Linked DNA regions of Homo sapiens: region 1 is linked to region 2. Evidence: read pairs that join two places in POLR2A ChIA-PET (ENCODE). Cell type or tissue: Panc1. All regions are shown on one strand. Each heading gives the region's core, and the rest is flanking DNA. Links, peaks and the distances in the headings are about the cores only. Region 1 overlaps MYOF (myoferlin). Region 2 has its middle 99 kb from the start of CYP26A1.

Evidence for each region. Peaks named below come from ENCODE experiments on the same cell type or tissue, not always from the same donor. Only the 100,000 strongest peaks of a DNase experiment are listed, where the experiment ranks them.
Region 1: POLR2A ChIA-PET joins it to region 2 with 7 read pairs; 2 of 35 experiments call an interaction of 5 or more read pairs at or near these places.

The regions. Positions count from the first base shown.
Region 1 is chr10:93,427,770-93,435,153 of GRCh38, reverse strand. MYOF (myoferlin) reads left to right here. Exons shown (of 54, transcript NM_013451.4): 4 at 3,638-3,746. Among named protein-coding and RNA genes, the nearest start is that of MYOF, 51 kb to the left of the region's middle. In Panc1, for the core only: no CTCF peak of the experiment used is centred there; no DNase peak of the experiment used is centred there; H3K27ac peaks cover 3,100 bases.
Region 2 is chr10:93,169,128-93,176,511 of GRCh38, reverse strand. No RefSeq gene overlaps it. Among named protein-coding and RNA genes, the nearest start is that of CYP26A1, 99 kb to the right of the region's middle. In Panc1, for the core only: no CTCF peak of the experiment used is centred there; no DNase peak of the experiment used is centred there; H3K27me3 peaks cover 283 bases.

The DNA of each region.
Region 1 (7,384 bases), core at 1,828-5,827, 260 kb before region 2:
TCCTAGGGTTAGGCTATGAATTATGAAATTGCAAGGAATGAAGTCCAGTTTGTTTCCACATCTTTCATCGCATTTAGACATTTAATACCAGTTGGATGACTTTTAAACCTCTAGTTTTTACGTTTTGATTTTCTTGAAAACTCAATTTGCTGATTTCATGACTTAAAAACCATGGAAATAAATTCTCCTTAATACTCGTGCTGTGTGGCTGAGAGAGATGTGGAAGAGATTTTCGGGGCTTTCACCTTGTTTGGAGGCTCATCTGTTTTGTCTGGTGGAGATGGAGTAATGGGTGTCTTCAGTATGTCACGGGAATAAAAATCTAAGTAAGGAGAAAAAAAATACTCCTGTAAAAAAGCCTAAAAAACATACTGATCTAAAAACATACTCTGTAAAATTCCCATCCAATCTTTTTTTCTGTTAATGTAAAAGATAGTTTTATTTTTAAAATTTCCTTAAAAGATAATTTATTGTTTTGAGAAAAAAATAATAACAATAAATTATGGTTTTGTAACATGTAGAAGTTAAATGTATGACAGCAGCAGGAAAAGCAATAACAACAACAAAACAGGAGAAAATTCCCACCAATTCTCAGCATTGACTGAGAATTAATTTCTGTATTGACCAAAAAGGGCTGAAAAGTTCCCTATTGTCCCTCTGGAGGCAAAAATTTTCTTTTCCATTGCCAACTACAGATTCTTTTTTGTTTTTTTTTTTTTTTTTGAGACAGGGTCTTGCTCTGTTGCCCAGGCTGGAGTGCAGTGGCCTGATCTTGGCTCACTGCAACCTCTGCCTCACGGTTCAAGTGATTCTCCTGCCTCAGCCTCCCAAGTAGCTGGGATTACAGGTGCGCACCACCACACCTGGCTAATTTGTTGTATTTGTAGTAGAGACGGGGTTTCACCATGTTGGCCAGGCTGGTCTTGAACTCCTGGCCTCAAGTGATCCACCCACCTTGGCCTCCCAAAGTGCTAGGATTACAGACATGAGCCACCGCACCTGGCCCCAACTACAAATTCTGCTTGTGATATTAGAAGGGATGAGAGTCCATCGCAGTTGTTGATCGTCTTGTGTGGTGTTCTTTACAAGAAAGTGCACTTTTCCAAGAAACCATGTACAGGGGGCTCCTGTCATTGGGTAAATTGGGTGAAACAGGGTGCTATAGCAATTTCCTGGTCTTGTGCAATATCCTATTCATAGAAAGTGAAGGCACTTATTAATATTGCCAAGTCTCTGGACCTATGTGGTTGGGTTACAGACCCCAGCGTTAAAATCTAGTCCTATTTCTGAAGACTGAAGAGGATTGGGGAGAATAATACAGTTGCTGCTAACATCTATCACTTCCAAAAGATGTGCCTATGCTGCCATGTGGCGTACCCGGAGCACCTCTGAGAAACAACTTTTACTTTCTAATTTTTAAATATACTGTATTATATTTTAAAATAAAATGCATTTCCACAAGATGAATTTTCCTGATTATCATGTTTGCCCAAAAGCCCAGAGTTACATAGAAATGTTCAATTACAGTTTCCTCACCCGGATATTTTGGCATAAGGAATCTCTTCTATCACTTTAAGGACTCAATGTTTAGCTTTCTATTTTTATGCTAATGATTTTCTATGTTATCTGCTAGTACAAGTCAGTGCCGATGTAGACAGGATATAAGTAAGTAACAGTTAAAAATTCTAAATATTGGGCCAGGCGCGGCGGCTCACGCCTGTAATCCCAGCACTTTGAGAGGCTGAGGCAGGTGGATCACCTGAGGTTGGGAGTTCTAGACCAGCCTAACCAACATGGAGAAATCCCATCTCTACTGAAAAAATACAAAATGAGCTGGGCTTGGTGGCGCATGCCTGTAATCCCAGCTACTCGAGGGGCTAAGGCAGGAGAATTGCTTAAACCCGGGAGGCGGAGGTTGTGGTGAGCTGAGATCACGCCGTTGCACTCCAGGCTGGTCAATAAGAACGAAACTCCATCTCAAAATAAATAAATAAATAAATAAAACATTCTAAATATTTCTTCTGTCCGTTTTCGGGATACATACTGAAAGCATGTGACTCTCTTGTCTTTCTGATTGGATTTCACACAAGGAACTTCCTCGCTTTACCTACTCTCATTCATGTTTCATGTTATAACCCCAATTTACAGGCTCTTTTTCACAGGTTACATTTTTATATAGACTGGCTAATGTGTGTTCTATATGTGTTTTTGATCATGTTCCCCAACTATAAAAATGTTTTGAGTATTAATTCTCAATATATGTAGACTTATTTATTCTTTCCTTCATTCAGGAACCTGCTGTTAAGTATCTACTATAATCTGGTACTGTGTTAGAGTAGTGAGTAAAACAGGCAAGAATCCCTGAGTCGAGGGGGCTTTCCTCATGAGCAGAGACATGAGGGTACTTCTGTACCAATATGTTAGGTATGATAGGAGATAGATGGGTAAGTGGCAGAGGCTGATATTATCCACCAAGTTCTAGGAAGAGAGAAGTACACACACTGAACGTTTGAATGCTGCACCATCAAACAGGGGACAGCAAGCTAACCCTATCAGTGAACTAGCAACCTATTTACAACCCTAGAAGGTCTACTTGGGGGGATATTTTCACAGTGGGCAAAGATTTATGGGTCCTTTTACATTTCTATTACAGAGAAATGCCTTCCTCTCTTACTGAATTTTGTCCTACTTTTCTCTCTTCCTGGATTCTGGCGGGGGGTAGTGGGGTGCTATATTTAGTCTTTCTTTTTTCTTTTTCTTTTTTTTTGAGACAAGGTCTCACTCTGTCGCCCAGCCTGGGTACAGTGATACAATCATAGCTCACTGCAAGCTCAACCTCCTGGGTTCAAGTGAGCTTCCCATCTTATTCTTCCATGTAGCTGGGATTACAGGCATGCATCATCACACCCCATTAATTTTTTAACTTTTTGTAGAGATGGGGTCTCATGATCTTGCCCAGGCTGGTCTCAAACTCCTGGACTCAATTGATCCTTCTACCTCAGCCTCCCAAAGTGCTGGGATTTCAGGCATAAGCCACTGTGTCTGGCCACTCTATTCAGTCTTTACCTCTTGCCCCTCTATCTCATTCATGACTGTTGAAATTTCAGGCTGAGAGTGGTGACTCACGCCTGTAATCCCAGCACTTTGGGAAGCTGAGGTGGGCAGATCACCTGAGGTCAGAGTTCAAGACCACCAGCCTGGCCAACATGGCGAAACCCCATCTCTAGGAAAAATACAAAAATTAGCTGGGCGTGGTGGTGGGTGCCTATAATCCCAGCTATTTGGGAGGCTGAGGTGGGAGAATCACTTGTACCTGGGAGGTGGAGGCTGCAGTGAGTGGAGATCACCCCAGTGCACTCCAGCCTGGGTGACACAGCAAGAGTCTGTCTCAAAAAAAAAAAAAAAAAGAAAAGAAAGAAATTTCATAGGCACCAGAGTTTGACTCTTGTAATGGAGAAGTGATGGCAGATATGTTTACTGCCAAAATGCCCTGCGAGGCTAATAGCAAAATGGCCCACATCTCATTATAGTGACTTCAATGATTTAACAGATGAAGAGGTAGGGGTTGAGAGGTCCTGAGTCATTGGAAGCCTATCTCCTACTTAGGCTGCTATGTGCTTTCCTGTTTTCCCTGCAGATTAATTGGCACGGCGACTGTAGCCCTGAAGGACCTGACTGGTGACCAGAGCAGATCCCTGCCGTACAAGCTGATCTCCCTGCTAAATGAAAAAGGGCAAGATACTGGGGTGAGTGTTTTCTCTCTTATTGAATGGCTTTGAAGTGAGATGATTGAGCAAAATTTCATTAAGAAAAAGGTCTAAGGCCGGGCGTGGTGGCTCACACCTGTAATCCCAGCACTTTGGGAGGCCAGCACTTTTGGGTGGATCACCTGAGGTCAGGAGTTCGAGGCCAGCCTGGCCAACATGCCGAAACCCCATCCCAACTAAAAATACAAAAATTAGCTGGGCATGGTGGTTGGTGTCTGTAATCCCAGCTACTTGGGAGGCTGAGGCAGGAGACTCGCTTGAACCCAGGAGATGGAGGTTGTAGTGAGCCGAGATCATGCCATTGCACTCCAGCCTGGGTGACAAGAGAGAAACTCCATCTCAAACAAAAAAAAAAAAAAAAAGAAAAGAAAAATGTCTAAATTGTCAGAACCAATTGGTAAAAAAGAAAAAAGAAAAGAAAAGGAAAAGGTATCAATTGGTAATTAGCTAACCACACACACAAAAAATCTGGTTTTGAGATTTTTCTGGTGATCTTTCTCAAGTGTGTGTGCTTTAAATAAAAAACTGGGCCCGTTTGCAAACGACATGGACCTTATTTTATACTTTCAATCACAGAACTAGCAAATTTGATAGATTTGATTTTCTATGAGATAATTCTATAGAGTGAGGGTGACCCCCTCTAGGTGTAGCTCTGTGCTTAGCCATGTGGGTGTTAACATTTGTGTGGTTATGTATAATTCTGTGTGTCAGATATTCTTTGAAACATTCTGTAGAAGGCAGTTCATTGACATAAGCTTGGAATATGAAGACTGTAATATCATAATCTTTTTTTTTTTTTTTTTTTGAGATGGAGTCTCACTCCGTCACCCAGGCTGGAGGGCAGTGGCATGATCTCGGCTCACTGCAACCTCTGCCTCCTGGGTTCAAGTGATTCTTCTACCTCAGCCTCCTGAGTAGCTGGGATTATAGGCACGTGCCACCATGCCCAGTTAATTTTTATGTTTTTAGTAGAGATGGAGTTTCACCATATTGGTTAGGCTGGTCTCGAACTCCTGACCTCAGGTGATCCTCCCACTTCGACCTACCAAAGTGCTGGGATTACAGGCATGAGCCACCACGCCTGGCCTCATAATCTTTATTACATTGGGTGCTGGATGTTTTCTGGTCACAGCCTCTCTCAATAAGTACATCTTGCTGGGCGCGGTGGCTCACGCCTGTAATCCCAGCACTTTGGGAGGCTGAGGCGGGCGGATCTTGAGGTCAGGAGATCCAGACCATCCTGGCTAACATGGTGAAACCCCATCTCTACTAAAAATACAAAAAATTAGCCAGGCATGGTGGCACGTGCCTGTAGTCCCATCTACTTGGGAGGCTGAGGCAGAAGAATCGCTCGAATCCAGGAGGCCGAGGTTGCAGTGAGCCAAGATCGCGCCACTGCACTCCAGCCTGGGCAACAGAGCAAGACTCCATCTCAAAAAAAAAAAAATTAAAAAAATAAGTACATCTTAATATTTTCTGATGCAAGACCAGAATTCTCTTTCTCTAGTGCATGTGCTTTAAAAAAAAATGACTCAAGTGTCGCAAGTCCCAGATTTCATATAATTAATAAGAAGCACTCATAAAGATACTGTACTTGGCCCATAACTTCCAACCCCTTCATTTTCCAATCAATTTATTTTTCTTGGGAGCCTGGGCAAAGGGAGAGAAATTTACATTAAAAGATGCAGTCCCTGTAAGCAAAGCTAGGCTCTCAACAGCCATATGAGAGAAAGGCAGTTTTGCTGATCTGGTCTCTAAAACTTATAGATTTGCCACAAATCAGCATTGTAATCAAAACACACATTTAAAATGTTGGCTATCATCTGTTTACCCAAAACCTAGCTGAGAGAAATGATTCTGAGGAAAGATGGTATAAGTCAATGATTTTTCTGCCTTCTTTTTTTAAAGCACAGAAGAAAGCATATGTAGACCCCTAGAATGGCAGAACTGTTGTGATTCAGTGGAGTGTGTTAGTCCATTTGGCACTGCTATAAAGGAATACCTGAGGCTGGGTAATTTATAAAGAAAAGAGGTTTATTTGGCTCACAGTTCTGCAGGCTGTACAAGCATGGCACCGATATCTGCTCAGCTTCTGGTGAGGCCTCAGGAAGCTTTTACTCGTGGGGGAAGGTGGAGAGGAAGCAGGCGTGACACATAGTGAGAAAGGGAGCAAGAGAGAAGAGGGGGAAGGGGCCAGACCCTTTTTAATAACCAGACCTTGCAATAACTAATAGAATGAGAACTCACTCATTACTGCAAGAATGGCACCAAGCCCTTCGTGAGGGATCCGCCCCCATGACCCAAAAACTCCCACCAGGGCCCAACTCCACTATTGGAGGTCACATTTCAACATGAGATTTGGAGGCAACAAACATCTGAACCATATCATGGAGTAAGGAAAGTAAATGGCCTCAAGCCCTGCCCCCTGTAATTCCTCTTACCCTTTTGGGGGTCCCTGGAGCACCTCTGGGAATCCTGAGGTTATAGAACACAGCATGAAAACCACAGATCAAGGGGGTGGTTGTCTGTGTGTTCTTCTAGGTTTGAAAAGTTTGATTCTTAGATTCAGTTTAGCAACTAAGCCCTTCAGTGCTCCCTGCGTTCAGCCATGAGATGCTGCTCTTATGATTCTTTGTGTGCTGTGAAACTGTGGCTAGGGTCGTATTCCTTATCCTGTTCAGTCCCTTCCAGAGCAGTAGTTCCAAGACACACGATGTGCCAGTATATGAGGGAGTATTCACTGATGAACAGAAAAATGGAAAAAGGGCAATGCACTGTGTGTGTGTGTGTGTGTGTGTGTGTGTGTGTGTGTGTGTGTGTTTACCAGATGTAGGAAAAGTGGCAAATGAAAGCATAGGATGTGTATTTAAATTCACATACAGGCTGGGCAAGGTGGCTCACGCCTATAATCCCAGCACTTTGGGAGGCTGAGGTGGGTGGATCATCTGAGGTCAGGAGTTTGAGACCAGCCTGGCCAACATGGTGAAACCCCGTCTCTATTAAAAAAAAAAAACAAAAATTAGCTGGGCATGGTGGCACGTGCTTGTAATCCCAGCTACCCAGGAGGCTGAAGCAGGAGAATCACTGGAACCCGGGTGTGAGGCGGAGGCTGCAGTGAGCTGAGATTGTGCCATTGTGCTCCAGCCTGGGCAACAGAGTGAGACTCTGTCTCAAAAAAAAAAAAAAAAAATTCACATAAAAAACGAATAATTTCTCAGTGTAACTATGTCCTAAATATGATGTCCTGTCCAGATGTCCAGATTTTATCTGGTCACCTTGTGTGTGTGTGCATATGTGTGTGTGTACGTGTGTGCCATCCTTATTTGCAAAGGACTCCCTTTATTCTGAGGTTTGTCTCTTCTCATTTTTGGTGTTAAAATGCCTCTCTTTTATAAAATGATTGTGATAGTAGATGATAGTTGTGGGCAGGTGTTTGGCAAAATACAAGTTAGCAACCCAATGTCGATTTCCCCTAGCAAATTGTTTGAAATTTTGTGGGTCCATGAAATTAAAAAGTACTGTATACAGCAAACTCTGCCCTAAAATAATGCTCCATGTGAGAAATTGATCTCAGCTCTTATAAGTAGGAATAACATTGTCTCTTGTAAGGAACTAGT
Region 2 (7,384 bases), core at 1,351-5,350:
GTCATTTAACCTCTGGGCCTCAGTTTCCTCAATCATAAACTACAGATCTAGCCCATACCTCAAAAGACTATTTCAGGATTAGAGCTAATACATATATACATAAGAATATTGATACAAAGAAATTGATAGGTAACTGCTAGTTAGGGTTCCCTCTAGACAGCTGTTGGGAGTCCTAAAAACTAATGCAGAGTGACATCCATATAGACAGGAAGTCACCGGGACACAGCACAAATCCATGGTGAGTGGAATGTTGGATATTTTTGCATTGAAATGATGTCTTCTCTGCTGGTCTCCACTACCCTCAACATGTGTGCGCGCACACACACACACACACACACACACACACACACACACACATTCTCTCTCTACAGTCAGCCTTGCCTAAGCTGAATGGGACCTTCTCAGCCTGACCCTCTCAGAAGCCTTGTTTCTGTCATTTTCTCATACATCTGCCTTTTATTCTAGAGTCACTGCCATGGGACTTTTGTCCCTTGAGAATCCATATCCCCTTCTCACTGTCCTACAGTTACAACCAAAGAGTGCAGACCGGACTACAGCTCCCATTTCCATTCCCAGATTTCCTCTCTTGATATGTCCCCATAGAAATCTCTCTTACTTCCCACCCGACCCCCTCTTGACAGACCCTCAGCCATCATTCCCCTGAAGTGGGTTCTCCATAAACGCTTTATGAGTGAACAAAAACTCCTGTCATTATTCACTATCTTACAAGCTCTTTAAAAGAATGCCACCAACTCCCCTCCTGTCCTGGCCTCATCAGGAGACACGCAGCGCCACTATACAGGGCAGGTCAACCAGAAACAGCCGTAAAATCTGGGCAGCCCAGTTCAGCCAGCCACAAAAGCAGCGAACCTTGTTTTTCCTTCCAGCCTCACAACCCCACCAGAAAGACAGACCACCTTTAACTAGGTCAACCAAATTTCACAGTCTTCACCCCACACTTTCCCCCTTTATCATCATGGTTCTCAGTTCTTGGTTGGAGGCATTAAATTTATTGTGATGATTTATGTCTGGAAAAAATGAAAAATCTCATCAATTCTTGACTGAACCGAAGAAGACCTTCTCGTATGGAAAAACGCACCATTCAGGACAGCAGCATAGCCTCGGACCATCTCTGCTCGGGGATTTTTCTAAAAAGAGTCCTAAGCTGGCTAGAGCTAAAATTTTGGCAACTTTGAGATGAAAGTCAGGACAGGGAGGAAACTGCTTTTGAAAAGCCAGTCTCATTTAACTCATGAAGAACCATCCGTCACAGGACTTGACCTTCTCACCCCATCCCTTCCTCTCTGCTTCCACAAATGACCAAGCGTAGCTTTCCTCTCGTGACCCTGCAGACCAACTCCTTGGTAAACAAAGAGGGATAAACAGCTGCCATATAAAAACACCTTGCTTGGACTGACTCCACTTACCCCAGATGGTCTGCCTGAAAGTTGTCCCTTTGCTTTTACACACTGCAACCTAAAATCCAATGAGAAACACGTTTCTTTGTAAGAAACGAAGCATCATACGTTGATGCAATATGAAATCTCATTCCACGGTATTGAGGATTTCACTGGGTTTAAGCTGAAAGACACCCTAACCCAAGGAGGCTTGTTATCTTGTTTGCTTTAGCCTCAACCCTAAAGCTGCAAACACAAGGCTTACAAAATGAGGGGCTCTTGAACTGAATTTGAGTGTGCGTGTATTTATTAATAGACAAGTAAGAACGCAGCATTATTCTCATTCCTGTGAAAATTTCACTCCACCTACACTTGTGTAACCAGGTCAAATCAAGCCTGAGTTATATGAGAACGTGGATTCTAACTTTAACAAATACATAAAGTCATGACCCTTTTGTTTTGATATGCTGCCTGGTCCAGACAGGCAGAAAAGCCACCGCTAAAACCAAGAGGTATACAAGACTTCACAATTTATTAAGAAGATTAGTTGGCTTTAGTTTGTCCACTAATGATTAGTCACTGAATGTGCATTCCCTTGGAAGCCTCAGAGATCAGGTAACTCAAGGAACAGTTTGGTTTAATTTTATTTCCCTCTTTCTTTTTGATACGTCACTGTGCTCTGGAAATTAAGGGCTGTTTTACCTACAACCATTCCTAACTATATTATATACAACGTGACAAGCCCACCTTAAATATTGTATGTTTATTCACTTTCCACTATATTTGTAGAACTGCCTGCTGTGAAATTACAAAGTTCATGGTTCAGCTGAACTTTTGAACTCAAGTGAGGATTTGACACAGCAAAACAATCTAAATGAACCCAACATGAAGTTTTCATAGTCGAAACTGCTTTTCAGCCTATTGTCTGGGGTAATTGGGTAGGAAAGTTCTTTATTGATGTTGTAAAAACTACCAGTTTAATAACAGGCAGAGGGAGTGGAGAGGAGATGAGTGGATGTACCTTGGAGCGTCTAAAATCACGCTTCTTTGCGAGTTCACTGAACTCTACCTGACCCTGTGAGGAAGGTCTCCCCAGGACAACCCAACAACTCTAAGGTTTGTGACCAAATGGCTGCAGCCTGCCAGCTCTCAATACCTCAGCGCAGAATGACCTTTCAAATACCACACAAAATAATAAGAATATTCATTTAAAAAATAGTAGCTGCCACGATGCATTGAATGACTACCAAGTACCAGTACCAGGTACACACTTCTTCATTAAATCTTCACAAAAATTATGCCAGGCTAGGATTACCATCTCCATTTTATAGATGAGAAAACTGAGACCAGAGACATTAAGCAATTTGTCCAAGATCACACAGCTGATATCTGTGCCTCAGTTTCCTCATCTGCAAAACAGAAGTTGGACTAAGTGATCTCAGAGTTGAGGTTTTAAGTGCTGGCTTACATGCATGCAGCAGTCAGAGAGGGAAATTCCATGTGGAAGATAGAAGAGCTTTCATTCACTGTAATCCCAACGCAACCTATGAAGTAAGTTGAGGTAGGGTAACCTCAACTTTATCGAAGAAATTGAGTTTACGTGGGTTAGTTGACTTGCCTAAGGTCACACAGCTGGCAGGAGCAGAGTTAGGATAAAATCCCAGACTCTAAAGCTTATGCTTCTTCCATCTCTTAACTGCAAAGTCAGTGTGATGTCCTTTGGGTCTCGACCTCTACATTAAAAATTTTGACTGAGTTTGAGAGTGAAGGTTGGCAGGCTAAGGGTGGGAAGGAAGGTTTGTTTGGACTAAATATCAGAGTTATTGCTTCAGAGTTTTTATTCTAAAAAACGAAAACTTCACTTCTTGGATTTGGGAGCAACTGTGTCCGAAAGCTCTCCTACAGAGTGGTGCTAACCCCTGCTATCCCTGGTCACATTGCCTTTGGTGTGACTGCTATTGAGAAAGTCAATGAAGAAAACCTGCTGGACATTAATAACTGAGAAAAAACACATAAAATGCTTAGCCTAGTTATTTAGTAAATGCTTAACAAAGCTACCTATTACTACATTTTGGTTATTCCTACTTGAAAAATAAGAACACACGGTCCTCCCACTCCACACCCTGGCCGTTATCAATGTCGAACAGGACTTCTCCCTTATAGTTTATATATGCCTAATATATACCAATATGTAGATTTGGGGTTTTAAAAAATTTGATTATTTTGTCTTTTAATTGGACACTTTATCTGTTTACATGTAGCTTAATTACTAGTTTATGTGGGTTTAAAGCTGCCATGTTATAGTTTGCATTCTGAATTGTCCTGTCTGATTTGCATTCCTTTTGTCTTCTTTCGGATTAATAAAATACTGTTTTATTATTCCACCCATGGCATTATTGGTTTGGAGATATGCACACTATATTAATTTTTAGGGGCTACCCTAGTGCATTAGTCTGTTCAGGCTGCTATAACAAAATATCATAAACTGGGTAACTATTTCTTACAGTTTGGGAGGCTGGAAAGTCCAAAACCATAGTGCTAGTGGATCTGATGACTGGTGAGGGTCTGCCTTTTGGTTCATGGATGGTACCTCTTCACATGTTTTCACGTGATGAAAGGGGTAAGAGGTCTCTCTCAGGTCACCTTCATAAGGGCACTACTTCCATTCATGATGGCTCCATCTTCGTGATCTGTTCACCTCCCACCAAAGGCCTCACCTCCTAATACCATCACATTGGTGACTAGGGGTCAACATGAATTTTGGGGGGACTCAAACATTTGGACCACAACACCTAGAGATTATAACACTCATCCTTGATTTATCAGGTTCTAGTGTTATTTGATACTTTTACTCATTTCCTAGTACTCTCTCCTCCATAATGTTATACCATGCTTTTGTATTTTAACTCTACATTTTGAGCCTCCTTAGATATTATAACTGTTTTATATGAGTAATACACATTTAGATTTACCACATTTTTGCCTTTTTTCTTATTTCTTGAATCTCTGACCTTCCATGTGGATTATTTTTCTTCTGTCTGAAGAACACTCTTTTATACTTCCTTTCATGTAATCTGCTGATGATACATTTTCTTGACTTTGGTTATCATTCTTAAATGATATGTTCCTGGCTTTAGAATAGCAGGTTGGCAATTATTTTCTTTAACTACATTAAATATATAATCCCATTGTTTTCTGCCTGCCATTGTTTCTGTTGTGAAGGCATTCATTATATTTTTTGAGAAGTTTAGTGTTAGTCTAAATGTTGCTTTCTGTCTAGCTGTTTTTTGTTTTCTGTTTTTGTTTTTCATTTTGTTGTGTTTTGTTTTTTTGAGGCAGGGTCTCACTCTGTCACTCAGGCTGGAGTGCAGTGGCACGAACACGGCTCACTATAGCCTCAACCTCCCGGGCTCAGGTGATTCTCCCACCTCAGCCTCCCAAGTAGCAGGGACTACAGGGGCCCGCCACCACGCCGGGCTAATTTTTGTATTTTTTGAAGAGATGGGGTTTTACCATGTTGCCTGGGCTGGTCTTGAACTCTTGGGCTCAAGCGATCCTCCTGTCTCGGCCTTTCAAAGTGCTAGGATAACAGGCGTAAGCCACTGAACCCAGCCTCTCTGACTGTTTTTAAGATTTCGTTTTGTGCTATGGTTTGAATGTGTCCCCCAAAGTTTATGTGTTGGAAATTTAATCCCCCATAAAATAGTGTTGAGAGGTGGGACCTTTAAGAGATGATTAGGTCATGAAGGCAATGAATGGATTAATGTCATTATCATGAGAGTGGTTTGTTGTAAAAGTGACTTTGGCAATCTCTTGCTCTCTTGCACTCTCTTGTCCTGCTTTCCACCATAGAATGACACAGCACAAAAGCCCTTGCCAGGTATGGGCTCTTCAGTCTTGGACTTTCCAGCCTCCAGAACTGTAAGAAATAAAACTATTTTCTTCATAAATTACCCAATCTCAGGTATTCTGTTACAGCAGCACAAAACTAAGACATCTTGTCTTTTGCTTTTTTTTTTTTTTTTTTGAGATGGAGTTTTGCTTCTGTTGCCCAGGTTAGAGTGCAATGGCACCATCTCAGCTCACTGCAACCTGCACCTCCCAGGTTCAAGCGATTCTCCTGTCTCAGCCTCCCAAGTAGCTGGGATTACAGGCACATGCCACCACGCCCAGCTAATTTTTGTATTTTTAGTAGAGACAGGGTTTCAGGCTGGTCTCGAACTCCTGACCTCAGGTGATCTGCCCACCTCCGCCTCCCAAAGTGCTGGGATTACAGGCATAAGCCACCGCGCCCGGCCTTGTCTTTGGTTTTTAGCAGTTTTACTGTGAAGTATCCAGGTGCATTTCTTTATATTTACCTGTTTGGGGTTAAATCTGTGACTTGATGATTTTATCAGTTTAGGAAAATTCTCAGCCTTGAATTCCAAATAATTACTTCTGCCTTGTCTCCCCGACTCTACTTCTGGGATTCCAAATACATGTATGTTAGATCCTCTCATCCTCTGTGTCTCTTACTCTCTCATCTGTATTTTCTATCCTTTCTGAATTTTTTATGTTTCATTCCAGATCTTTTTCACTGACATATCTTTTACTTCACTAATTCTCTCTTCAACAGTATCTATTCTTTATAAAACCTATCAATAGTATTAATAATTTGGGTTACTGTTTTTTTTCATTTCTAAGTTTTCTACTTGATTCTTTTTCAAATCTACCAAGTCCTTTATTATGGTTTTCAGGTCTCTGACAAAATTCTCAATCTTGTCCTTTTTTCTTTGAATATTAAGCATAGTTATTTTAAAGTCTGTGTTCAATAATTTCAATATCTAGAGTCTATACGGGACTGTTCTATTATCTGTTGTTTCTTCTGATTTATTTTGTGTTGTCTTGTCTCCATGTGTGTCTGGTTATCTTTTATTGTGTGCCACATGTTGTGTTTGTAAAACAATTTGTAAAATTATTTTGAGGGACAGGGTATTATCTTCTTCTAGAAAGGGTTTATATTTGCTTATTCCAGGTGCTTAGGGGCACTAGCAATCTAGGCTTACCCTAACCCAATTTCTTGGACTGATACCATTCAAAGCTGGGCAGAGAAAGCCTAAAGTTCACCTTTACACCTAAGGTGTAGCCTCTCAAGATCTTAACTCAAAGAGACAGTAGTGGGAGGGGTTAGCCAATCACTTTTTCAGGCCTTACATTGCAACTTTTTTTCCCTTAGCCCCATGAGACTGTTAAAAGAAGAGGTCATTCTCTCAACCACCTCTTCCAGATTCCACAAACACCCTAAGTGCCAGAATTACCTTTCTGGATTTCCTTCTTTTCTTGGATCTTGTACCAGTAGTTCTTCACTATCTCTATGTCTTTCTAATGTTTACAAACAGATTTTTTAAAAATATAGTTTGTTTAGCTTTTCTACTTATCCTCACCAGTAGGGTTGGTCCAAATTACCTATTCTATAATTATTAATAGTGAAAGTTTTTTAAAAAGTATTTTTAATGTTCTTTACATTGAGATTGTTCTTTTTCTAGATTTTTTTTACATTAAAATCCTCTTTCTTTTATAAAGTGATTATCAAAGTGAATGAAAGTTTTGTGTTTTGTTTTTAATCATATTTGACCAAAAATAATGTCAAACTAATAGCAGTTCCCAAAATCCCTTTGAAAGGTTAATAAGTCATAAAATTTATAAATTCAGGAACACCGGCCGTGCACAGTGGCTCATGCCTGTAATCCCAGCACTTTGGGAGGCCGAGTCAGGCGGGTCACGAGGTCAGGATATCAAGACCATCCTGGCTAACACAGTGAAACCCTGTCTCTACTAAAAATACAAAAAATTAGCCGGGTGTAGTGGCAGGCGCATGTAATCCCAGCTACTTGGGAGGCTGAGGCAGGAGAATGGCGTGAACCAGGGAGGCAGAGCTGCAGTGAGCGGAGATAGCGCCACTGCACTCCAGCCTGGGCGACAGAGCGAGACTCCGTCTCAAAAATAAA